Linked DNA regions of Homo sapiens: regions 1 and 2 are each linked to region 3. The links are chromatin loops, found by intact Hi-C in ENCODE. Cell type or tissue: heart left ventricle. All regions are shown on one strand.

Evidence for each region. Peaks named below come from ENCODE experiments on the same cell type or tissue, not always from the same donor. Only the 100,000 strongest peaks of a DNase experiment are listed, where the experiment ranks them.
Region 1: it touches region 3 in a loop (2.3-fold over the local background); 10 of 110 quality-filtered maps call a loop at or near these places.
Region 2: a loop joins it to region 3, with 3 times the contacts of the local background. A loop is called at or near these places in 5 of 110 quality-filtered maps.

The regions. Positions count from the first base shown.
Region 1 is chr5:170,913,782-170,921,781 of GRCh38, forward strand. RANBP17 (RAN binding protein 17) reads left to right here. Exons shown (of 28, transcript NM_022897.5): 8 at 386-459; 9 at 2,684-2,803; 10 at 4,932-5,078; 11 at 5,660-5,832. Among named protein-coding and RNA genes, the nearest start is that of RANBP17, 56 kb to the left of the region's middle. In heart left ventricle, a CTCF peak has its summit at 3,557 (motif pointing left); no DNase peak of the experiment used is centred here.
Region 2 is chr5:170,893,448-170,901,447 of GRCh38, forward strand. RANBP17 (RAN binding protein 17) reads left to right here. Exons shown (of 28, transcript NM_022897.5): 5 at 2,603-2,668. It also overlaps the pseudogene LOC100419059. Among named protein-coding and RNA genes, the nearest start is that of RANBP17, 35 kb to the left of the region's middle. In heart left ventricle, a CTCF peak has its summit at 3,459 (motif pointing left); no DNase peak of the experiment used is centred here.
Region 3 is chr5:170,740,980-170,748,979 of GRCh38, forward strand. It overlaps LOC107986473 (a long non-coding RNA gene), which reads right to left. Exons shown (of 3, transcript XR_007059044.1): 2 at 5,932-6,214; 3 at 4,393-5,132. Among named protein-coding and RNA genes, the nearest start is that of GABRP, 39 kb to the right of the region's middle. RefSeq lists enhancers at 2,775-3,534, 4,294-5,053, 5,054-5,812. In heart left ventricle, CTCF peaks have their summits at 3,662 (motif pointing right), 3,861 and 7,003 (motif pointing right); DNase peaks (open chromatin) are centred at 3,242, 3,712, 4,702 and 6,562; H3K4me3 peaks cover 1,117 bases; H3K27ac peaks cover 4,225 bases.

The DNA of each region.
Region 1 (8,000 bases), 170 kb after region 3:
GCTAAGTTGAAAAGCAGTTGGAATGGGATAGGGTACAGTTTTTTTTTTATTGTAAGCTTTTTAGTACTGTTTACTTTTTGATACTGTTTGAATTCTCAATGTTTATATTACTTGAATACAAATGAAAATAGTAAGAAGATTCTCCCAGTTCAAACTGTAGTGCTACATAGAGGAAGTGCTACATGAGGAAGAGCCTGGCTAGTTAATTTCTCTCTGTATTATTTCATCTTTCAAAGGAAAATAGCTAGGAATTAAAAATAGGCCTAACTGGAAGGAATGGCCACATGCAGAGGCCTTGGATTTCTCAGTTTGTGTGATATTGTCTTACTTTGTTAAGATCACTGAATTGAAAGTAATGGTGTTAGAAAATAATTTTTTTTCCCAGTTTTCCTGGAACCAGAAACATTGGATCTTTTCTTCAATTTGTATCATTCACTTCCACCACTACTATCTCAGTTAGTAAGTAAAAGTCATTCGTTATTTCGTTAAAAAATACCTGTGTAAATAAGGGGTGGTATATATTTACTTCAAAAATTCTGTTTATATATTCAATTGAGTTTACTTTTCACAGTAAGTTCTTATATTTTCTGGGATGTATACTGCTTAAACTATTTGTCAAATTTTGTTTGTTTTGTCAACGTTACATTTTATTTCATGGGTGAGCCTAGAACCAGTAACTGTTGATTTAGCTCTTGCCCAGAGCCAGGACAACCTACCAATCCCTAAATACATATTTTTTTCCTACTCAGTTCCCATAGGGCCTAAGTCCAGCAGCTGACCACCACACAAGGACTTTCCCTTCTACTACCCTTCTCTAACTCTTCCTCAACCTTGCCTGGCTCCATGTCTTAGGTTTGACAGGCTGTCCCCTTCAGATCTCTGAATAAGAAATGAAGGGGATCTACTCACTTGAATTGTGTTCATCAAGCCAGTTATTTATTTATTTTTTGAATCAGTGTAAATTCTATTGCATGCTTAAAAAGTTCTTGATACTCTGTAGTTGTATACAACTTTGAGACTCTTAGCTCCATCTTTGCGGAGCCTAAAACAAATCTGTCAAGGTTATTAAAAATTGTAAGTTTAAGTTTAAACTTGTAAAGCTGGGGAGTTCTAATATTGCCATTTTCTGAAAAACATATTGCATATTTAAAGTATATATCAGTGATGTGTTTGTTTAGGTATCTTATTGCCTAAAAGGGAGGAAAGCATTCACAGAAATGTCCTTTTTAAAAAAACATGTCTTCTCTTGAATCTAGAGTTTAAGGTAGTGCTTTTTAAACTGGGTTTCTCAGGGTACCTCATGTTTCCAGTTGGGGCCACAGCCTTCTGTCTTTTAGTCGCAACAGTCTTGCTTTTAGTTGTGTAAAAACCATGGTTTCATGTAATTATGTTTTGGGATAAAACAAAAAAGGTACTAGTGCTTAAAAAATAAAGTAGAAAACAACTGCTTTGAGAGATAGTAATGAACATTTATTGGACATGTCCTATTTATTGTATGATACTTATCTCACTTAATCCTCAAAGTGGCCCTGAAAGGTAAATGATAAAAATCCCTACTATGTAGACCCAGAAAAACAGAAAACAGACCCAGATTGACTAAGTGACTTCCCCCAGGGCAACAAAGAAAATATTGGCATTGAGATTGAAACACAGGTCTTTTTTGCCCCCAACCCCAGGTGTTTTTAGTACGCTAGTGGTTCCTATACTTGTACTTCTGAGTTTCCTAAGGAGTTTTTTGTTTTTGTTTTTGTTTTTAATTTGGGTTTTAGGTTCTCATGGTAGGGGCTGTGGCAAACTGGAGCACATCTAAAAAGGGCGTCATTTGATTTTTGTCTCTTTTCTCACCGTAAAGTACCTACCTTTTCCAGCACCATTTTCAGACCATTTTTTAAGATGCTAATAGATGGTGTAAAATATTCCTTGACCAATTAAATTTGGAATATGCTGGATTACATTACAGGTTCCCCCTGCCCCCCCCAACAGGATACCACGGTACATAATGTGCACTATTTCCCAAACATACTGTACCACAAAACCATATTTTCTTTTTGGTAGAAAACCTGATTCATTAGAAAATGGAACTAGATATCATAAGCAATTGAGAGCCTATTAAATGTATAGCATGTACAGGCCTTGAACTGGCTGATTTTGTTAATGAAAAAACATTAGAGGGGAATACATACAAATAGGAATTTTTATGATGGGGTAGAAGGATTGTGGGTGGTGGGAGTGGTTGATGATATTTAGCTTTTATTAATTTTATGTTCTATAATGCTTTTTATATTGCATTATAATGCATTATATTCTATATTGCATTATCATGCGTTATATTCTATATTGCATTATCATGCGTTATATTCTATATTGCATTATAATGCGTTATATTCTATATTGCATTATAATGCGTTATATTCTATATTGCATTATAATGCGTTATATTCTATATTGCATTATAATGCGTTATATTCTATATTGCATTATAATGCGTTATATTCTATATTGCATTATAATGCGTTATATTCTATATTGCATTATAATGCGTTATATTCTATATTGCATTATAATGCGTTATATTCTATAATGCATTAAAATTAAATTCATTTTAAATGTAAAGACTAGTATTCCTTACATGTGGCCACAGATACTTTGAAAATTGAAATGAAATTTTTTTGGTATTTTTTAGGCACTTTCATGTTTAGTTCAGTTTGCTTCGACAAGAAGGTCCTTATTTAACAGTCCTGAACGTGCCAAGTACCTTGGTAATTTAATTAAGGGAGTAAAAAGGATACTTGAAAACCCTCAGGTATTTATGAAGTAATTTAATACTTAGCATATAGAGATACAGTTTTTCAGCTAAAGGCACATAATAAACTCATCATGAATTTATTATGATTCTGGAAGAAAACATTTAGTATCATATATATCTTCCTTAGAGCTTTTTTTTTTTTTTTTGAGATCAAGTCTTGCTCTGTTGCCCAGGCTGGAGTGCAGTGGTGCAATCTTGGCTCACTGCAACCTCTACCTCCCGGGTTCGAGTGATTCTTCTGCCTCAGCCTCTTGAGTAGCTGGGATTACAGGCTTGCACCCACCACCTCTGCTAATTTTTGTATTTTTAGTGGAGATGGGGTTTCACCATGTTGGGCAGGCTGGTCTCCAACTCCTGACCTCAAATGATCCACCTGCCTCGGCCTCCCAAAGTGCTGGGATTACAGGCATGAGCCACCATGCTCAGCCCTTAGATCTCATTTGTGGTGGAGATGGGTAGTTTTTAAAAATGGATGTTTCCATGGCTGACTTCTGTGTTTCTCTTATTTTTTTCTTTTAGGCAAATATGACTAGAGATTATCTATCTTACTATGCTTCTGTCTTTTACCATTGTATTACATTTCTTTGCTTGCTCTTAAACTACTGAAGTGATTAATTCAGTATGTCCACCTTATGAACTAGAAGACATAATATAAATCTGAATGTTAATATTGGAGCAAGTGGCCTTAAATTATGAAATTATGTTTTCTTGCCCTCTTGTGGACAAGTAAGAGTTTGTAGATTTTAAAATTTTTTCTGCATTAACTTTAGAGCTTCATTGCCAATATTCATTTCAGAGAATTGCAAAGCTGCTATTGAGTAATTTGGGTGCTTACATAAAATATTTTGTTTTACTTTTTATTTTGATTTTGGTTTAAAATATCTGTAAAATACAGATTTTTAAAGGTTAAATGATTTAAGGAGGTTTACCTAATTCTCTTGGTTATTAATAAATTTTGGGGGGTGACATATATCTTCAGTAAGAATGTTCTACAAAAAGCAATTGTTTTTGCATATTCTCAGAAGTGTTTTATGGGTTATGCATTTATTTTATCTTTTCAATGTTAGTATAGTTGTGAAATTTTCTGTTTTGCTGATAAAGAGGATTTTACCAATATACTTTAAAATGTTTAGTTGTTTAACTCACTATCATCAACCAATAGGTGGAAGATAATATGCCGATTCCTGATAATTTCTCTTAAATGATTTTCCAACATCCTTACGTTAATGTTTCATGGCTGTAAAAGTTGGTATGAATATTAGATTGTTTTAGAATCACAAACATGTTTTAAAGATGTATGATTACAAAATTTTTTTGGTTATTTTTCTTTAATAGGTACTATTTTCTATATATTTCATGGAGCTCCTATGAATGAAATTGCTTAGAGACTTTCAGTTTTACAAAGATACTTTTTGAATTCTGTTTCATCCCAGCTACAGTGCATACTAAAACTGTTTTCAAGGAGCTTACAGACAACTGGGCAGACCTTTTTTGTTACTTCCTTTTAATCTATACTCCTCCAAAATTTACCTGGGTGAATTTTGTTTTTGCTCAACTTTAGTTATTTGCTCAACTTTATTCCTTACATTGCAGTAATTTGTTTGAATGACTGTCTAGAGACATGGAGAGACACGGAGTTGCTTGAGGGTACAGTGCCTGTAGATACTCAATAAATATTTGTTTAATTAAGAAAATTTCTGTTATTTGTGTGCTCATACATACCATTTCAGTCTGGTGAGTATTGTTCTTTCCTAGAGTTTACTTTTAATCTTAAGTATTTTCCAGGTCCTTTGTTGACTTCTGTTTAAACCACAGTACACACACACACACACACACACACAACTTTTGTGTACTATAATAGCTTCCCCAAAATTATAATTTAGTCATTGTGATGCAGATCTTCTTCCAAGGCCTCTACTTTGGATTCCTTGTTATTAATCATTGATGACAAAACTAGACCTAGCAAGAATCCCTCTATTTTTTTACATTGTTAACTACCCAATTGACACAGAGTATTTTAAGTACTCATGAAAATTGGGAGACTTAAGATGCTTTGGGGTTTTACTGATTTTATTGTCCATAGGTTGGCTTGTTTTTAAGCCTTTCTTTTTGTCTCATAATTTAGGGTTTGTCTGATCCAGGTAATTATCATGAATTTTGTCGATTTTTGGCTCGTTTAAAGACAAATTATCAGCTGGGAGAATTAGTTATGGTGAAGGAATATCCTGAAGTTATTAGATTGATTGCTAATTTTACCATTACTAGCCTACAGGTAGGTAAAAATATGTAATTATGTTAAACTGTAGCCAGTTTTAAAACAGCTTCTTGGTAAGGGTTGGTGGGGGTATTTGAAAAATATCTATTAATTTGATTACTTTGCTGGAAATGTTCATTACAGGGTTTTAGGTAAAAAAATTCATTGAAATGTATATAATAAAAATTGAGAAGCTATTTAAATATCTAATAATTGAATAATGGCTTGAGAAACTATAATAAAATCTATGTGAAGAAATAAAATTTTTACAGATTATATTATAGAAAAGTTTTTAAAATAATTTTAAGGGAGAGATTATAAAACCATGTTTTTCACAGGATGTCAACTCTGAAAAATATTCATGGAATGATTAGAGGGAAGTAGAGTAATATTTTAATGTTACTCTGGGTGGTAAAATAATAGAGATGTTGGTTTCTTTATACTTTTTTGCATTTATAAATTTGCTATATTATGTGTTCATTAGTTTTATAGTAAGAATAAAAGTTAATTTAAAAATGTATGTTTAGTAATTTTATTCTGTAATTCTTATTGTAGGAAGATGTAATATTTTAAATAACTTCTGCTTTATTTCTTTGTAGCACTGGGAATTTGCTCCTAACAGTGTTCATTATTTATTAACTCTGTGGCAAAGGATGGTAGCATCTGTTCCTTTTGTGAAATCAACTGAACCCCACCTATTAGACACTTATGCACCAGAAATCACGAAGGCCTTTATCACTTCTCGGTTGGACTCTGTTGCCATAGTTGTGAGGTATTCAAAAACTAAATGTTTTTGTTGTATTTCCTTTTGACACTTGGAATTTTTTAAGATAAAGTTATAAATTTAAAATTCACCCCTTTTAGCGTACAGTTGTATGATTTCTGACAAGTGCACACAATTGTATAACTACCATCACAATTGAGATATAGATTAGTTCCATCAATCCAGATAGTTCTTTTGGCTCCTTTTTCAGTCAGCCCCTCTCCTCACCCTCATCTCTGGCAGTTACTGATCTGTTTTGTGTACCTGTAATTTTTTTTTTGTCTTTTCCAGAATGTTGTATAAATGAAATTATACAGTATGCAGCTTTTTAGTCTGATTTTTTTCCACTTAGCATAATGCATTTGAGAGATTCCTCTGTGTTGTGTTAGTACTTTACTTTCATTGCTGAGTAGTATACCATTTTGTGGATATATCAGTTTGTTTACCAATTCACCTGTTGCTGGACTTTTGAGTTGTTTATGTTTTTGGCCATTGTAAATAAAACTGATGCAAATACTCCTGCACAGATTTTGTACAAACATAAGTTTTTGTTTCTCCTGGGTAAATAGCTAGGTGTGGGATTCCTGGGATGCATGTTAAATATAGTATATATTTTACTTCGTAAAAGCTGCCGAACTATTTTCCAAAGTGGCTGTACCATTTTGCATTCCCGCTCACAATGTATGAAAGACTCAATTGCTCTGTGTTCTCACTAGCACTTGATATTGTTAGTTTGAAAAAATTTTACTCATTCTAATAACTATGTAGTGGTACCTCATTGTGGTTTTCCCTTAATGACTAATAATGTTGAGCATATTTTCATGCACTTATTTACCATCTGTATGTATTCATTGCTAGTGTGCTAGTCAAATCCATTTCCCATTTTTTAATTGGGTTGTATATTTTCTTTTTTTTTTTTTATATTGAGATTTGAGCAGTCTGTGTATTTTCTTCACAAGTCTTTCTGTTATGTATTTGCAAATATTTTCTGTGTTGTTTGCCTTTTCATTTTCTTTCTTTTTATTATACTTTAAGTTCTAGGGTACATGTGCACAATGTCTTGCCACGTTGTCTTCTACAATGGTTGAACTAATTTACATTCCCACCAACAGTGTAAAAGCATTCCTGTTTCTCCACATCCTCTCCAGCATCTGTTGTTTCCTGACTTTTTAATGATCACCATTCTAACTGGCATGAGATGGTATCTCATTGTGGTCTTAATTTGCATTTCTCTGACCAGTGATGATGAGCATTTTTTCATATGTCTGTTGGCTGCATAAATGTCTTCTTTTGAGAAGTATCTGTTCATATCCTTTGCCCACTTTTTGATGGGGTTGTTTTTTTCTTGTAAATTTGTTTAAGTTCTTTGTAGATTCTGGGTATTAGCCTTTTGTCAGATGGATAGATTGCAAAGATTTTCTCCCATTCTGTAGGTTGCCTGTTCACTCTGATGATGGTTTCTTTTGCTGTGCAGAAGCTCTTTAGTTTAATTAGATCCCATTTGTCAATTTTGGCTTTGGTTGGCCTTGCTTTTGGTGTTTTAGTCATGAAGTCCTTGCCCATGCCTATGTCCTGAATGGTATTGACTAGGTTTTCTGCTAGGGTTTTTATGGTGTTAGGTCTTACATTTAAGTCTTTAATGTATCTTGAGTTAATTTTTGTGTAAGGTGTAAGGAAGGAATCCAGTTTCAGCTTTCTACATATGGCTAGTCAGTTTTCCCAGCACTGTTTATTAAATAGGAAATAATTTCCCCATTGCTTGTTTTTGTCAGGTTTGACAAAGATCAGATGGTTGTAGATGTGTGTTATTTCTGAGGCCTCTGTTCTGTTCCATTGGTCTATATATCTGTTTTGGTACCAGTACCATGCTGTTTTGGTTACTGTAGCCTTGTAGTATAGTTTGAAGTCAGGTAGCGTGATGCCTCCAGCTTTGTTCTTTTTGCTTAGGATTGTCTTGGCTATACGGGCTCTTTTTTGGTTCCATATGAACTTTAAAGTAGCTTTTTCCAATTCTGCGAAGAAAGTCAGTGGTAGCTTGATGGGGATAGCATTGAATCTATAAATTACCTTGGGCAGTATGGCCATTTTCATGATATTGATTCTTCCTATCCATGAGCATGGAATGTTTTATCAAGGTTCATAGCTTCCTTTCATTGGGTTAGAATATGCTCCTTTAG
Region 2 (8,000 bases), 150 kb after region 3:
AAACGTAATTCCCAAGTAGAAGAGAACTATTTTATCTGATGTCCAGCTAAAGAAACATGATCTGGACTGGGCGTGGTGGCTCATGCCTGTAATCCCAGCACTTTGGGAGGCCAAGGCGTGCGGATCATGAGGTCAGGAGATCGAGACCATCCTGGCTAACACGGTGAAACCCTGTCTCTACTAAAAACACAAAAAATTAGCTGGGCGTGGTGGCGGGCGCCTGTAGTCCCAGCTACTCGGGAGGCTGAGGCAGGAGAATGGCGTGAACCCGGTAGACGGAGCTTGCAGTGAGCGGAGATTGCGCCACTGCACTCCAGCCTGGGCAACAGAGCAAGACTCCGTCTCAAAAAAAAAAAAAAGAAAAATCCATGCTCTGTTAGTATTCTTGAGGAAAAATTGGCAGTTTTGATTAATAGATGGTTCAGTTTTGGTTCATGGTTGAGTATGGGCAATTTTGACTTTCGGAGATTTTACTTTTATGCAGTAACTTTAAAATTCAACCCCTGTCTAAGATATAACTTCATCATATAGTGCAGTGCTGGAAACCTCAGAATATGAAATGCTAGGTTATGCTGCTTCTGTCTTATCTATGTTGTTAAAACCTGGTTAACAAATATTTGATCATTTAGAACTCCACAGGAATAAGTGTTCTTAGCTCTGAGGAGATCAGTTTATACTAGGGCAGAAGGATAGTTTATTCAGGACAAGTATGAGCTTCACACTTCAGAGTTGCATTTGTAAGTTTGGCAAGCACAGTAGCATCCCCCTTTTGTCTTTTACTAAGATTGTTCATCAAGATTTATTTGAGTAGACAAGAGGCGACCATGCAGTTCTTTAAAAATAAAGTCAGGGTTGAAATTGAATGAAATTCTTGTTGGCTAACATTTCTCAAGCTCCCTCTTTAGTGGCCAGTAAGCTCAACTTAAGTTGGGATTCAATGTACCTTTACCAGTTCTGGAAGACCAAAAGAAACAACATGTTTTAGCTTGAAAGTTTATTATATAATAGTATCACCATAGAATAGTTAGTACGTGTTTTTTATATATATATATATATATATGGCTTGACCTAACCCTGCATCATGAGAAAGTCAATTTTGGCTTTAGTGTTTTAGTTTTCTAGAATATTATCATATGGTTCCTTTGAGTATTAGCAGCTTTTGTGAATTTTGTCCTAAAAGTTATTTTAAGTTTGTCACATCTTTAACAGCCTGAACTTTTGTGCATTCTCTTTTTTCTATTATTATGGCCCTCTTGCTGCCACACTCCAAACATACTTATGTGTCTCCTTTCTACTGATATACTCAGGAGATCCTACTGTCATTTAGGGCAGTGCTATTCAAATTACCGGTCTTCAGCAAGATAAGGAGCTTATGTAAGACTGTAAATGAACATAGTGCCTTCTTCATTGAGAAAGACTTGCTATGACAAAAAAGCCAGCTGACCTAGTGTACTTTGTGACTTAGCTGTTTTATAATCTGTTACATGCTCTTTATTTTGTCATGGACGAGTAACAAACTATTTTCAAATTAGAATTGAGTTTGTAGGTCATCAATCAGCTGGTTCTAGCAATTGGTCAGGGTACCACACTTTGGGGAACATTAACCTGGTGTACACATAGGATGGATGTTTCAGTGTGTAGGAAATCTGGAGCTCAGTTCAGACACTCAGACTGTCTTGAAAGGCCATAAATAATTAAAATGCAAAAATTGTGAGACCTTTTTTTGTTCTGAGATAATTTGAATTTAATTACATCCAGTGATAATGGAATTCTGTGATAGTTAAAAGGAATGACCAACTATAAAATTAAGATTTGAAAAGTGTATCTATCTTCTGTGTCAGTTTTTAAAAATGATTGCAATGTAATTGGATGCTGCATTTATGATTTTCATAATTCCAGTATGATTTCACACAAGGGTAGTTTGTTAGTAATGTGCATATAAAGTCTGAATTTTAATGATGGAAAATTTGAGATTAAATTGGAAGCTGATTAAATTAAAAACATTATATAGATAGTCATGTATTTATCTCATTGCATTGTGTACTTTACATGCCATCATTATAGGTATGTAACAATTTCATATACATGCACAATTAATGTTAAAAGAGCCTAAGTGATCCTATCTGATATTAGAACAAGAGATTTGAATTAGTGCCTAAGCTACTTATTATTTATTTATTGTTGAGTGTCTCTATCTCAATAGGCTTTAAGCAAATTATAGAGCTAAAAGCATTTTTTGCTTATTCTTATTCTTGGTCTTATAAAAGGTATTAAGCTAAATTCTTGTATTTTGAAACTTAGTTTATTATTTGTCCTATAAGTGCTGGAAACATTTTGTTGAGTATCATGCATTTATAAGGGAGGAGCTTTTTCCCATTTAGCTCTGTGTATCCAAATTTATCTTTCAAAAAATAGGTTTGAAATTCTTTTGTTTATAGAACTCATAGCGATTTTTCTTTATATTTTATAATTTTGTTTCCATTTTATTATTGAGTAAATGTGGTGTTTCAGTCTTTAATTGTTTGTAAATGTTACCTGGTATATACATTAAGAACCAATCACTTGTCTCCACTTAGGCTAAACTTTGTTATTTTCTCCAAAGGGTACTGTGGAACACTGCATAATAGGAGTAATAATCCTTTCTGAATTGACTCAGGAAATGAACCTGGTAAGCGAGCCTTTCCATCTAACAGGAGCCTGAGTTTGCTTAAGTAATGCTGTTTCTTTTCTGCTTTTATTTGTGGCAAAATAGACAGCCTTCATTTTGTGGCATAAAACTCTGAATAATCAAGTTTTTTGTGTGTGTATCTGTTTTATTGATGGGCTAATTAAGTGGTGGAATATTTTCATTGTTATTGAAGATATCTGCAATAGTACAGAGTATTACAAAGAACAGAGAATTAGACATGGTTCTTGCTCCCATGGGCACTTGGAGAATTGTTCTTTTACCTCATATATGTCATAATATGCTAACCATAAGAAATATATGCAAAAGAGAAACAAACCTTTATTCACTTACAAATAAAATATAGGTGGTTTGAGGAATTGATTCTCAACAATGGATACACAGCAGGACTCATAAAAAAACAGGCTTTTTTTTGACTGGGCCAGGTGGCTCACGCCTGTAATGCCAGCACTTTGGGAGACTGAGGCAGGGGGATCACCTGAGGTCAGGAATTCGAGACCAGCCTGGCCAACATGGAGAAACCCCATCTCTACTAAAAATACAACAATTAGATGGGCGTGGTGATGGGCGCCTGTAATCCCAGCTACTGGGGAAGCTGAGGCAGGAGAATTGCTTGAACCCGGGAGGCAGAGATTGCAGTGAGCTGAGATCGTGCCACTGCACTCCACCCTGGGTGACAGAGCAAGACTCTGTCTCAAACAACAATAACAAGAAACAATACAGGCCTTTTGGGTTGCAGGCCCAATGCAGAGGCCGGCGCGGCTCACAAGCGCCCCCAGCTGACTATGCACCAGAATGACCCAGTTGGTGGTCATACTGGTTGGCCAGTGCGAAAACCAGATTGGCTGCTGCTTCTGGGACCTGGCACTAAGGGAGCACGCCGCGGTCAGCCAGAAAGGAATCTATTATGAGGCAATAAGCAGCTTCCTTAGAAATGTGGATACCAGCTGTCTTGATTGACATGGTAGAAGGGATAGTGAATGAAATTCTGCAGGGACCACTGAGAGATGTATTTGATACCAAACAGCTCATCACTGATACTTATGGCTCCGGAAATAATTGGGCTGTGGATCACAAAGTTTTTGGCAGTCTGTATCAAGACCAGGTTTTAGAGAAACTCAGAAAGTTGGCAGAGCACTGTGATTGCTTGCAGTGTTTCTTTATAATACATTCCGTGGGAGGAGAATCAGGATCTGGGCTTGGCACATTTCTTCTTCTTCTTCTTCTTTTTTTTTTTTAAATATTCCATTGCGCGTATGTGTACGTACAACCATATTTTCTTCATTGTTATACTTTAAGTTCTTGGATACATGTGCAGAATGTACAGGTTTGTTACATAGGTATACATGTGCCATGGTGGTTTGCTGCACCCATCAACCAGCCATCTATCTACATTAGGTATTTCCCCTAATGCTATCCCTCCCCTAGCCCCCCAACCCCCAACAGGCCCCGGTGTGTGATGTTTCTCTCCCCGTGTCCATGTGATCTCATTGTTCAGCTCTCACTTATGAGTAAGAACATGCAGTGTTTGGTTTTCTGTTCCTGTGTTAGTTTGCTGAGAATGATGTTTCCAGCTTCATCCATGTCCCTGTGAAGGATATGAACTCGTCCTTTTTTATGGCTGCATCGTATTCCATGGTGTATATGTGGCACATTTTCTTTATCCAGTCTATCATTGATGGGCATTTGGGTTGGTTCCAAATCTTTGCTATTGTGAATAGTGATGCAGTAAACATATGTGTGCATGTGTCTTTATAGTAGAATTATTTATAATCCTTTGGGTATATACCCAGTAATGGGATTGTTGGGTCAAATGGTATTTCTGGTTCTAGATCCTTGAGGAATTGCCACACTGTCTTCCGTAATGGTTAAACTAATTTACACTCCCATCAACAATGTAAAAGCGTTCCTATTTCTCCACATCCTCTCTAGCATCTGTTGTTTCCTGACTTTTTAATGATCGCAATTCTAGCTGGCGTGAGTTGCAGTCTTGCTTTATGAATCTGGGTGCCTCTGTATTAGGTGCATATATATTTAGGATAGTTAGCTCTTCTTGTTGCATTGACCTTTTAACATTATGTAATGCCCTTCTTTGTCTCCTTTGATGGTATCTCATTGAGTTTTGATTTGCATTTCTCTAATGACTAGTGATGATGAGCTTTTTTTCATACGGTTGTTGGCCACATAAGTGTCGTCTTTTCAGAAGTGTCTGTTCATATCCTTTGCCCACTTTGTGATGGGGTTTTTTTTTCTTGTAAATGTGTTTAAGTTCCTTGTAGATTCTGGGTATTAGCCCTTTGTCAGATGGATAGATTGCAAAAATTTTCTCCCATTCTGTAGGTTGCCTGTTCACTCTGATGATAGTTTCTTTTGCTATGCAGAAGCTCTTTAGTTTAATTAGATCCCATTTGTCAATTTTGGCTTTTGTTGCCATTGCTTTTGGTGTTTTAGTCATGAATTCTTTGCCCATGCCTATGTCCTTAGTGGTACTGCCTAGGTTAGGGTTTTTATGATGTTAGGTCTTATATTTAAGTCTTTAATCCATCTTGAGTTAATTTTTGTATAAGGTGTCAGGTAGGGGCCCAGTTTCAGTTTTCTGTATATGGCTAGCCAGTTTTCCCAACACTATTTATTAAATAGGGAATCATTTCCCCATTTCTTGTTTTTGTCAGGTTTGTCAAAAATCAGATGGTTGTAGATGTAGAGCATTATTTCTGAGGCCTCTATTCTGTTCCATTAGTCTATACATCTGTTTTGGTACCAGTACCATGCTGGTTTGGTTACTGTAGCCTTGTAGTATACTCTGAAGTCAGGTAGCATGATGCCTCCAGCTTTGTTCTTTTTGCTTAGGATTGTCTTGGCTATATGGGCTCTTTTTTGGTTCCATATGAAATTTAAAGTAGTTTTTTCTAATTCTGTGAAGAAAGTCAGTGGTAGCTTGATGAGGATAGCTTTGAATCTATAAATTACTTTGGGCAATATGGCCATTTTCACAATATTGATTCTTCCTATCCATGAGCATGGAATGTTTTTCCATTTGTTTGTATCCTCTCTTATTTACTTGAGCAGTGGTTTGTAGTTCTCCTTGAAGAGGTCCTTTACATCCCTTGTAAATTGGATTCCTAGGTATTTTATTCTCTTTGTATCAATTGTGAATGGGAGTTCACTCATGATTTGGCTCTGTTCGTCTGTTATTGGTGTATAGGAATGCTTGTGATTTTTGCACATTGATTTTGTATCTGAGACTTTGCTGAAGTTGCTTATCAGCTTTAAGGAGATTTGGGGCTGAGATAATGGTATTTTCTAAATATACAATCATGTCATCTGCAAACAGAGACAGTTTGACTTCCTATCTTCCTATTTGAATACTCTTTATTTCTTTCTCTTGCCTGATTGTCCTGGCCAGAACTTCCAATACTACATTGAATAGGAGTGGTAAGAGAGAGCATCCTTGTCTTGTGCCGGTTTTCAAAGGGAATGCTTCCAGCTTTTGCCCATCCAGTATGATATTGGCTGTGGGTCTGTCATAAATAGCTCTTATTATTTTGAGATATGTTCCATCAATACCTAGTATATTGAGAGTGTTTAGCCTGAAGGGTTGAATTTTATTGAAGGCCTTTTCTGCCTCTATTGAGATAATCATGTGGTTTTTGTCATTGGTTCTGTTTATGTGATGGATTATGTTTATTGATTTGCATATGTTGAACCAGGTTTGCATCCCAGAGATAAAGCCGACTTGATCATGGTAGATAAGCTCTTTGATGTGCTGCTGGATTTGGCTTGCCAGTATTTTATTGAGGATTTTTGAGTTGATGTTCATCAGGTTTAATGGCCTGAAATTTTCTTTTTTTGTTGTGTCTCTGCCAGGATTTGGTATCAGGATGATGCTGGCCTCATAAAATGAATTAGGGAGGAGTCTCTCTTTTTCTGTTGATTGAAATAGTTTCAGAAGGAATGGTACCAGCTCCTCTTTGTAACTCTGGTAGAATTCAGTCGTGAATCCGTCTGGTCCAGGGCTTTTTTTTTGGTTGGTAGGCTACCAATTACTGCCTTAATTTCAGAACCTGTTATTGCTCTATTCAGGGATTCAACTTGGGTTTAGTCTTGGGAGGTATGTGTGTCCAGGAATTTATCCATTTCTTCTAGATTTTCTAGTTTATTTGCATAGAGGTGTTTATAGTATTCTCTGATGGTAGTTTGTATTTCCGTGGGGTCAGTGGTGATCTCCCCTTTATCGTTTTTTATTGTGTCTATTTGATTCTTCTCTCTTTTTTTCTTTGTTAGTCTGGCTAGTGGTCTATCTGTTTTGTTAATCTTTTCAAAAAACCAGCTCCTGGATTCATTGACTTTTTGAAGGGTTGTTCGTGTCTCTATCTCCTTCAGTTCTGCTCTGATCATAGTTATTTCTTGTCTTCAGCTAGCTTTTGAATTTGTTTGCTTTTGCTTTTCTAGTTCTTTTAATTGTGATGCTAGGGTGTCGATTTGAGGTCTTTCCAGCTTTCTGGTTGTGGGCATTTAGTGCTATAAATTTCCCTCTAAACACTGCTTTAGCTGTGTCCCAGAGATTCTGATACATTGGGTCTTTGTTCTCAATGGATTTAGATAACTTATTTATTTCTGCCTTAATTTTGTTATTTACCCAGTAGTCATTCAGGAGCAGGTTGTTCAGTTTCCATGTAGTTGTGCAGTTTTGAGTGAGTTTCTTAATCCTGAGTTTTAATTTGATTGCACTGTGGTCTGAGAGACTGTTATGATTTTGGTTCTTTTGCATTTGCTGAGGAGTGCTTTACTTCCAATTATGTGTCAATTTTAGAATAAGTGCGATGTGGTTGTGAGAAGAATGTATATTCTGTTGATTTGAGGTGGAGAGTTCTGTAGATGTCTATTAGGTCTGCATGTTCCAGAGCTGAGTTCAAGTCCTGAATATCCTTGTTAATTTTCTTTCTCGTTGATCTCTCTGATATTGACAGTGGGGTGTTAAAGTCTCCCACTATTATTGTGTGGGAGTCTAAGTCTCTTTGTAGGTCTCTAAGAACTTGCTTTATGAATCTGGGTGCTCCTGTATTGGATGCATGTATATTTAGGATAGTTAGCTCTTCTTGTTGTGTTGATCCCTTTAACATTATGTAATGCCCTTCTTTGTCTCCTTCGATCTTTGTTGGTTTAAAGTCTGTTTTATCAGAGACTAGAATTGCAACCCCTGCATTTTTTTGCTTTCCATTTGCTTGGTTAATCTTCCTCCATCCCTTTATTTTGAGCCTATGTGTGTAGGCTATTTACAAAGGCACATGAGATGGGTCTCCTGAATACAGCA
Region 3 (8,000 bases):
CAGCCCCACCGGGTAGGATCCTGAAGACCCATGATATGCTACAGGTCCCAGTTCTAGAATAAAACATAGGGACCAAGACTAAGCCAATCATTACCTCCCATGCCTCTGGCCACAGTGAAATTTTAGGAATAGGCTTAAAACCTAAACTCACGCAAATAGCATGGAATGTTAGGGCTTTTACTGAGAACAATGAAAGTTGCTCATTGTCCTGCCTGACATGAATGAAAAACACAGAGCCCTGGGACCTATAGGCCACCATTCTGTAATCTGCAGGGAAGCCAAGCTAGAAATGTAGGTAAAGAGACCACAGTGATTCAAGGCAGAGGGATGAAAGAATGGGTTGCTGATGTCATTGAACTGCAGATCAAGCTTCATATGAAGTTACATTTACTTCTAGTGTTCATTGCACGTATCCATAAATATCAAGAAATTTGCTTTTCTTTTTTTTTTTTTTTTTTTCTTGAGACAGAGTCTCGTTCTATTGCCCAGGCTGGAGTGCAGTGGTGCGATCTTGGCTCACTGCAACCTCCGCCTCCCAGGTTCAAGCAATTCTCCTGCCTCAGCCCCCCAAGTAGCTAGGATTACAGGTGCATGCCACCACACCCAGCTAATTTTTGTATTTTTAGTACAGACAGGATTTCGCCATGTTGGCCAGGCTGGCCTCGAACTCCTGACCTCAGGTGATCTGACTGCCTCGGCCTCCCAGAGTGTTAGGATTACAGGCGTGAGCCACCACTCCAGGCCGAAATTCACTTTTTAAAGGCAATTCTAGTTGAACTTTCTGTAACTTGCAACCTGACACTTTCCATTAATAAGCCCCGTCGTCTAACCCTCTAGTGTTTCTTCTGGCCACTTTATTCCCCGCCATGCTTCTCCAGCTACATCTCATCACTCTCTACTCCCAGCAGGAAGCCTGCCAACTCCAGTCTACCCCTTCTGCCCTCATCCCAAAGCCCAGTCGGGACCCCTTATCCAGACTAGTGCAGGCGAGAAACAGAGGTCTGCAATCCTGTGTCACTCTTCCCTCCAGTGTGAACTATATTCAGCTGGTGTCCATGAGAACGCCTAAAGGGGGACAAGGATTTTAAGGCAGGGGTTTGAGAACGAAGAGTATGCAGTCCACCCCAACCCGCTCCCTGCTCTACCTGAGGGTCAAAGCCCCTCACTGTTCACAATGACACAGACTAGGCAAGTGCTGGGGGAGAGCCGGGGAAAGACAGACAAATGTGGATTCTAAGCAGAAGAGCAAGAGAGAACACTAAACTTGCTGTGGTCAAGAAAGAAAGTAAAAGGAGGAAAGAAGGAAGCGGGGAGGTGAAAGGGGGGCAGAGGAGGAATGAATAAAGGGGATAAAGTCCTTATGTAGTAAATGCTAGCCCACCGTAATAGCGAATTTTATGTGTTAACTTGGCAAGGCCATGGTAACCAGTTTTTGGTCAAACATCAGTCTGTTTGGCATTGCTGTGGAGGTATTTTTCAGCTGAGACTAACATTTAAATCAGTAGACTTTGAGTACAGCAAGCTATCCTCCATAATGTGGGTGGGCCTCATCCAATCAGTTGAAGGCCTCAACTGAGAGAACATAAGTCCCCCAAGGAAGAGAGAACACTGCCTCCAGACCGCCACGCGATTCGGGACGGCAACATCAACTCTTCCCTGGGTCTCGATTTTAGACTTGCCAGTCCCCACAATCACATAAACCCATTCCTTAAAATAAATCAGTCTGGCCGGGCACGGTGGCTCACACCTGTAATCCCAGCACTTTGGGAGGCCAAGGCGGGCGGATCACGAGGTCAGGAGATCAAGACCATCCTGGCTAACACGGTGAAACCCCGTCTCTACTAAAAATGCAAAAAAAAAATAGCTGGGCGTGGTGGCGGGCGCCTGTAGTCCCAGCTACTCAGGAGGCTGAGGCAGGAGAATGGCGTGAACCTGGGAGGTGGAGCTTGCAGTGAGCCGAGATCACGCCACCGCACTCCAGCCTGGGTGACAGAGCGAGGCTCCGTCTCAAAAAAATAAAAATAAATAAATGATTCTGGGGATGTGTCTGTCTGTCCATCTGTCTCTCTCCACACACACACACACACACACACACACACACACACACACACACACATCCTGTTAGTTCTGTTTACCTGGAGAACCTTGACTAACATACCCATTAAAACCAAAATATGTCCTTCAGGGTGTTAATGTTTGGTTGAAGAAACACAGAAGTTTAACAATTGTATCAGGCTGGGCACGGCCTATAATCCCAGCATTTTGGGAGGCCACAATGAGAGGATCACTTGAGCCCAGGAGTTCTAGACCAGCCTATGCAACATAGTGAGACAAAAAAATGAAGAAAATTAGGGGTGTGGTGGAGCGCACCTGTAGTCCTAGCTACTCGGGAGGCTGAGGCAGAAGGATCGCTTGAGCCCAGGAGTTCAAGGCTGTCGTGAGCCATGATCTCACCACTGCATTCCAGGCTGGGTGACAGAGTGAGACTCTGTCTCAAAAAAAAAACAAATCTGTACCAAAATTAGATGATTCTAGATAACCAAGAAGGAACTGTGCGAGGGCACTCTGATGGGTGGTCAGAGCAGGGTGGAGAGAGGGACAGCATTTCTGGAGCAACTTCTACTGTCAGCACCGAAGAACAGCACCTAATTTACTAACACAACCACCCTCTGATATACAAATAGAAATAAACTCCCCTTTTTCCAGACAGGGAGAGCTCAATAAGGTAAAACCACCAGCCCGAGGTCGCACTGCCAGTAATTAATGGGTTCAGAACTTAATAATGATAATGATAATGACCATAGCAACGTTTATTCGGTGCTCATAATGAGCCAGACACCACTCTGAATGCCTAATATAAATTATCTAATTTAATTCTCACCAAGAAAAAAAATCCTATTTCATTTGATGTCCCACTTTATCCACAAGGAAACCGACTCAGAAGTGATGGAGACAGGTTTCAGGTCAGCTGGTCCAATCCCAAAGCCCATTCTACACGCGCCCCTACTCTGGCTACCTCCCACTCCAACAGAGGCGTTTTGTCTCCGACACCTCCCCCCTGCTGTTCACACAAAGGGAGGACAACCCTGGGGGTTCTGGTAATCCTGGAAGGCTTCCTGTCAGAGGTGGGCCGGGGGAAACGCGGGCAGGAGAAGGGAAGTCTCGCTCAGGGGAGTGGTGTGCATGGGGCAGAGGCTGCCAGGGACGCTGAAGGCTGATAGCCGGGTTGGCGCGGAAATGGGACGCCGCAGGGTGGGACAGGCGGGAGGGATGGGATGGGCAGGGTGTGATGCCGGACGAAGGAAACGGGCCTGCCCGGCAGGTGGCAGAGAGCCACAGAAGAGCTCCGAGGGGGTGGTGCGTGAGATGGCGCTGCAGGCTGGAAAGGGGCTGCAGGCAGGGTGCCTCCAGAGACCGCAAGAGAACAGCTTGCGAGGGACCGTGGGAACTTCAAGGAACCGCACCGCCCTCCTGGACCACCCGAGAAAACAGGGGAAGTGGGCGAATGAGTAGACCAAAGTACTCATGACAGGGCAGGAGCAAGTGAGAGACCCTGGAGGACCATGGAGAGAACGTGGTAACCGATGGAGAGGGATGAAAACCGAGCCGCGGGTGTGAGTCTGAGGCGCCCCCAGGCCCACCAGCGTGTGAGCGGCAGGTGCTGTTCGCCATCAGCCGCTAGATGGAGCCGGCGCCTCGCCGAATGCGCCGGGATCCGTCGCGTGGATGTCAGGTCCGGGCCAGGGAGCCAAAGCGGCGGCTCCGCGGGGACCCTCCACAGTTCCGGACTCCAGCCCAGCGCCGGCTTCAGGGCGTGCGACCCTGAGCTTGGTTTAACGCTCCGCCACCGCGGCCTTGAAATTCACAATTTGTGAACAAGGGGACCCACTTTTTCATTTTTATTTTTGATTTACATTTTATTTTATATGTTATGCTATGTTGTTATGTATTTTTGAACGGGTCTCGCTCTGTCGCCCAGGCTGGAGTACAGTGGCGCGGTCATAGCTCATTGCAGCCTCCACCTCCCAGGCTCAAGCCATCCTCCCACCTCAGCCTCTTGCAAAGCTGGGACTACAGGCGCGCCAGCACGCTTGGCTAATTTTTTGTATTTTTTGTACAGACAGGGTTTCCCCATGTTGGCCAAGCTAGTCTCAAATTCCTGACCTCAAGTGATCTGCCTTCCTCAGTCTCCCAAAGTGCTGGGATTACAGGTGTGAGCCAGGGCGCCCGGCCCCACCTTTTCATTTTTGCCCTGAACTTGGCAAATTATGGAGCAGGTCCTGCCCAGGGCTTTCAGTTTCCAGCACTTTCTTGCCTTGACTCATTTTCCCTCCCACACCGCAGTGAGGAGAGGTTAGGGTCCCATTTTTTTATAGACCAAGAAACTAAGGCTCAGAGAGGCGAAGAGATCTATTTAAAATCACGCACTGGCCCTTGGTGGAGCAGGGCCAGAAGCCACATTTGTGACCCCAAGTACAGAGCTCTTTCCCACCCACCTAAGAGGCTGTCCCCTGGCAGGCAGGGTCCCACCTAGAAGGCCAAGACCCTCGCCCACGCCCAGCAGGGAGCCTCCTTCAGGCCCACCTGTGCTTATGGATAGCTTAGGGTGGGCCAGGGCATCTGGGCTCCAGTTGCTCAGAGGCTGGGGCAGGGCTGGGACAAGTGGCAGAGCTGTTCCCAGAGTCTGTTTCTTCTGATGATTGGAAACTCCCTGGCAGCCAAGAGGAAGAGGCAGTCCTCGGAGCCCAAGCTGCCAGTCCTGGCTCTGCTTCCTGGACAGCCAGCCACAGACACTGGCGGTCAGAAGGACCTTCCCTCGGGGCAGCTGCCCCACCACGGAGCTCCTGCACGCAGAGCGGGAGGGAGGAAAGGGGCCTGGCTTCCAAGTGAATGAGACAGACCAGAGCTTGAGTCCTGGCTCCCCGCATTCCAGCTGCACGCCCTTAGGCAGGTGGCCCCTCTGAGCCTTGCTTTCATCAGAAGTAAACTCAGGATCACATTCTCGGGACTGCTGCAGGGAGGGTTGCATAGTGAAAGCACCTGGCAAGTTGCAGAGACTTCATAAATATTCCTTCATTTACTCTCGGTTTCAGTCACAAAGGCAGCTGAGTTGTCTGCTCTGGAATCTTCCCCTGGGGGATGAAGCACAGAAGCCTGCTCTGGGGGTCACAGACTCTCCCCTAAGCAGGGTGGGGGCAGAGTGCTCGGTGAGGGGAGGGCTGGAGAGCAAGAGAGCTGTGAGAAATATGCTCCATCAGGCCAGACCAGCCACCGGAGGGGATGGGGGGGCATGGGGGGTGGGGGCCCACTGCAGGTCCGAAGCGGCCTGCCAGGTGGCTTTCCACGCTGGTTGGGGCTGCAGACAAGCAGATGCATTGAGGCCAGGCCATGGGGCAGGAGGAAGACAACACAAAGATAATAATACTCGCATTGCCCCATGTGGTTCTACAACCCCAAGCTGGTGCCAAAGCCTTCCCCTCGCTGCATCCTCACCTCCGCACTTTACAAATCAGTGACCCAAGGTCAGGAGAGTGACACAAAGACGTGGACCAGCCTCCTAATTCTTGATTCAGTGATCACCCTGGTATTGCAGAGTCAGGGCCCCAGACCATGGAACAAAGGGGCAGGAAAGGCAGGATGTCCCTCCTTGTTCCTCCGTCTGCCAGCTCCACAGAGCTGGAGGTGGGGACTGGGGTCAGGAATCAGGGACCAGAGAACAAAAGGTTCCCGTCATCCCAGGGCCTGTGCCTTCCTCTGAGTGCAGTCGCTTGGCTGAAACAGGATGAAAGGTTTTCCTGGGGCCCTTGGAGTCTGAGAAGCTGGGCTCCAGCCCCACTGCTGCGATGGACATGCTGTGTGACCTCAAGAACATAAGTCCCCCTCTCTGAGCCCCTGTCTCCTCATCTATGAAACAGGGATGATAATCCTTACCTCACAGGATTGGAATGGTGTCAGGATGACATGTGAGTTTCATGGTCGGTCAGACTGACTTCAGACTCCAGCTCTGCCCTCTATTCGCTCTATGATCTTGTGTAAGTCTCCACCTCTCCACGCCTCAGTTTCCTCGTCCGAAAAACAAGGATGTTAAGACCTCCTGTCAGCTGGACACGGTGGCTCATGTCTGTAAGCCCAGCACTTTGGGAGGCCAAGGCGGGGGGATTGCTCGAGTCCAGGAGTTCCAGACCAGCCTGGGCAACTTAGTGAGACCTCAACTCTACAAAAAAAATGAAGAAAATTAGCTGATCACGGTGGTGCGCATCTGCTGATCCAGCTACCTGGGAGGCTGAGGCTGGAGGATTGCTTGATCCCGGGGGTTCAAGGCCGCAGTGAGCCATGATTTTGCCACTGCATTCCAGCCTGGATGACAGAGTGAGACCCTGTCTCAAAAAAAAAAAAAAAAAAAAAAAAGACCTCCTGTCTAGGGTGTTCTAGGATGTTGTAGAGATTCAATAATGTTAATCTCCCCAGGAGAGATGGAGGCTGGAGGTAACCAGGGCTGCATTTCACTACAGAGGCCACCCAGGACCTGGCCTGGCGCCTGCCCCAGCACCCAGGCTTATCCAATGCCCACAGGGCCAACAGTGCAGAGGCATTCCTGCTGTCACCCAGCAGCCTTTCAGGAATGAAAGTTGACAATCAGAATGAGTAGTGACATTAACCAGGCCACATCAACAATGAAAAGACTGTGAATTATTTGAAATCTGGATCTAAGAGACAAAAACCTTTTGTTCCATGATCTCAGAATCTTTCAAAGGCTCATGTATGCCTCCTCACAACAGCAGCCACCAAAACACTTGGACCTCTCTGCCTCAGTTTCCTAATCTGTAAGCCACAGAAATGCTGTTCGGACCTCCTTCAAGAGAACCTGCCTGACCTTGTCTTGAGTAAGCGTTCAGAGTAGGGGTGACGATGTTCCTATGGTCACCCCACTCCACCCCAGGGAGGGGAGCTGGGATGGCTGCTGCAGGGGCCTGGCCACCAAATCCCCCAGGCTGTGCCCAGAAAGGGACTGGCCACCAGGGGGCTTTAGTTCCAGGCCACTCCTGCTGGACACCGAGTCCTCCAACAAGCAACTTGCTTCGTGGAGGGTAGTTCCCCGCAGTGCTGTCTGTGGCTCTTTCTACCCAGTCTCTCCTTCTACAGATGCCAGACCCACACCGACCCTCCGCTTTTACCTTCATGGACTTCCTGCCCGATACATCTCGGGGACATCTAACCCCATCTTGGCATCTGCTCTTGAAGGGCCCTGACTGGCACGGGGAGTGATAGCAATGCCTGCGGCACTGAGCTGTGGTCAGGACGCAATGTAACCTGCTCAGAACATGCGGGGAGCACAGCCTAAGTGGAAGAGCTGGGACAGTCACCACCGACCACATCCACTCATGGATTTGTCTGTTGGTAGAGGTTTAGTTGGTGTTTCCTTATATACCTAAAGGAAAGTAGTTTCAGGCCGGGCGTGGTGGCTCATGCCTGTAATCTCAGCACTTTGGGAGGCCAAGGCCAGTGGATCCCTCGAGGCCAGGAGTTCAAGACCAGCCTGGCCAACATGGTGAAACTCCGTCTCTACTAAAAATACAAAAATTAGCTGGATGTGGTGGCAGGCACCTATAATCCCAGCTACTCAGGGGTGTTTCACATGAGAATTACTTATACCTGGAGGTGGAGGTTGCAGTGAGCCAAGATTGTGCCATTGCACTCCAGACTGGGAGACAGAGCGATACTCTGTCTCAAAAAAAAAAAATGAAAAAAGAAAGAAAAGAAAAGTAGTTTTAGCCAAAGGAGGTATTTCTCTTGCACTGTAAGCCAATTTCAGCCAGGCCACCAAAATTGCCTCCCTCAGAAGCAAATATCTGCAGAAGATCCAAGAAAATTTGCTCAAGGGTTAGCTCCCACCTTTGCTCCAAGAGACACTGGCTCCACTGCTGAATGAACAAATTGTGCAGCTCAGCCTACGTTAGGCTGTATGCTCACATCTCCTCCTCTGGATCTTGGTTCCCCGG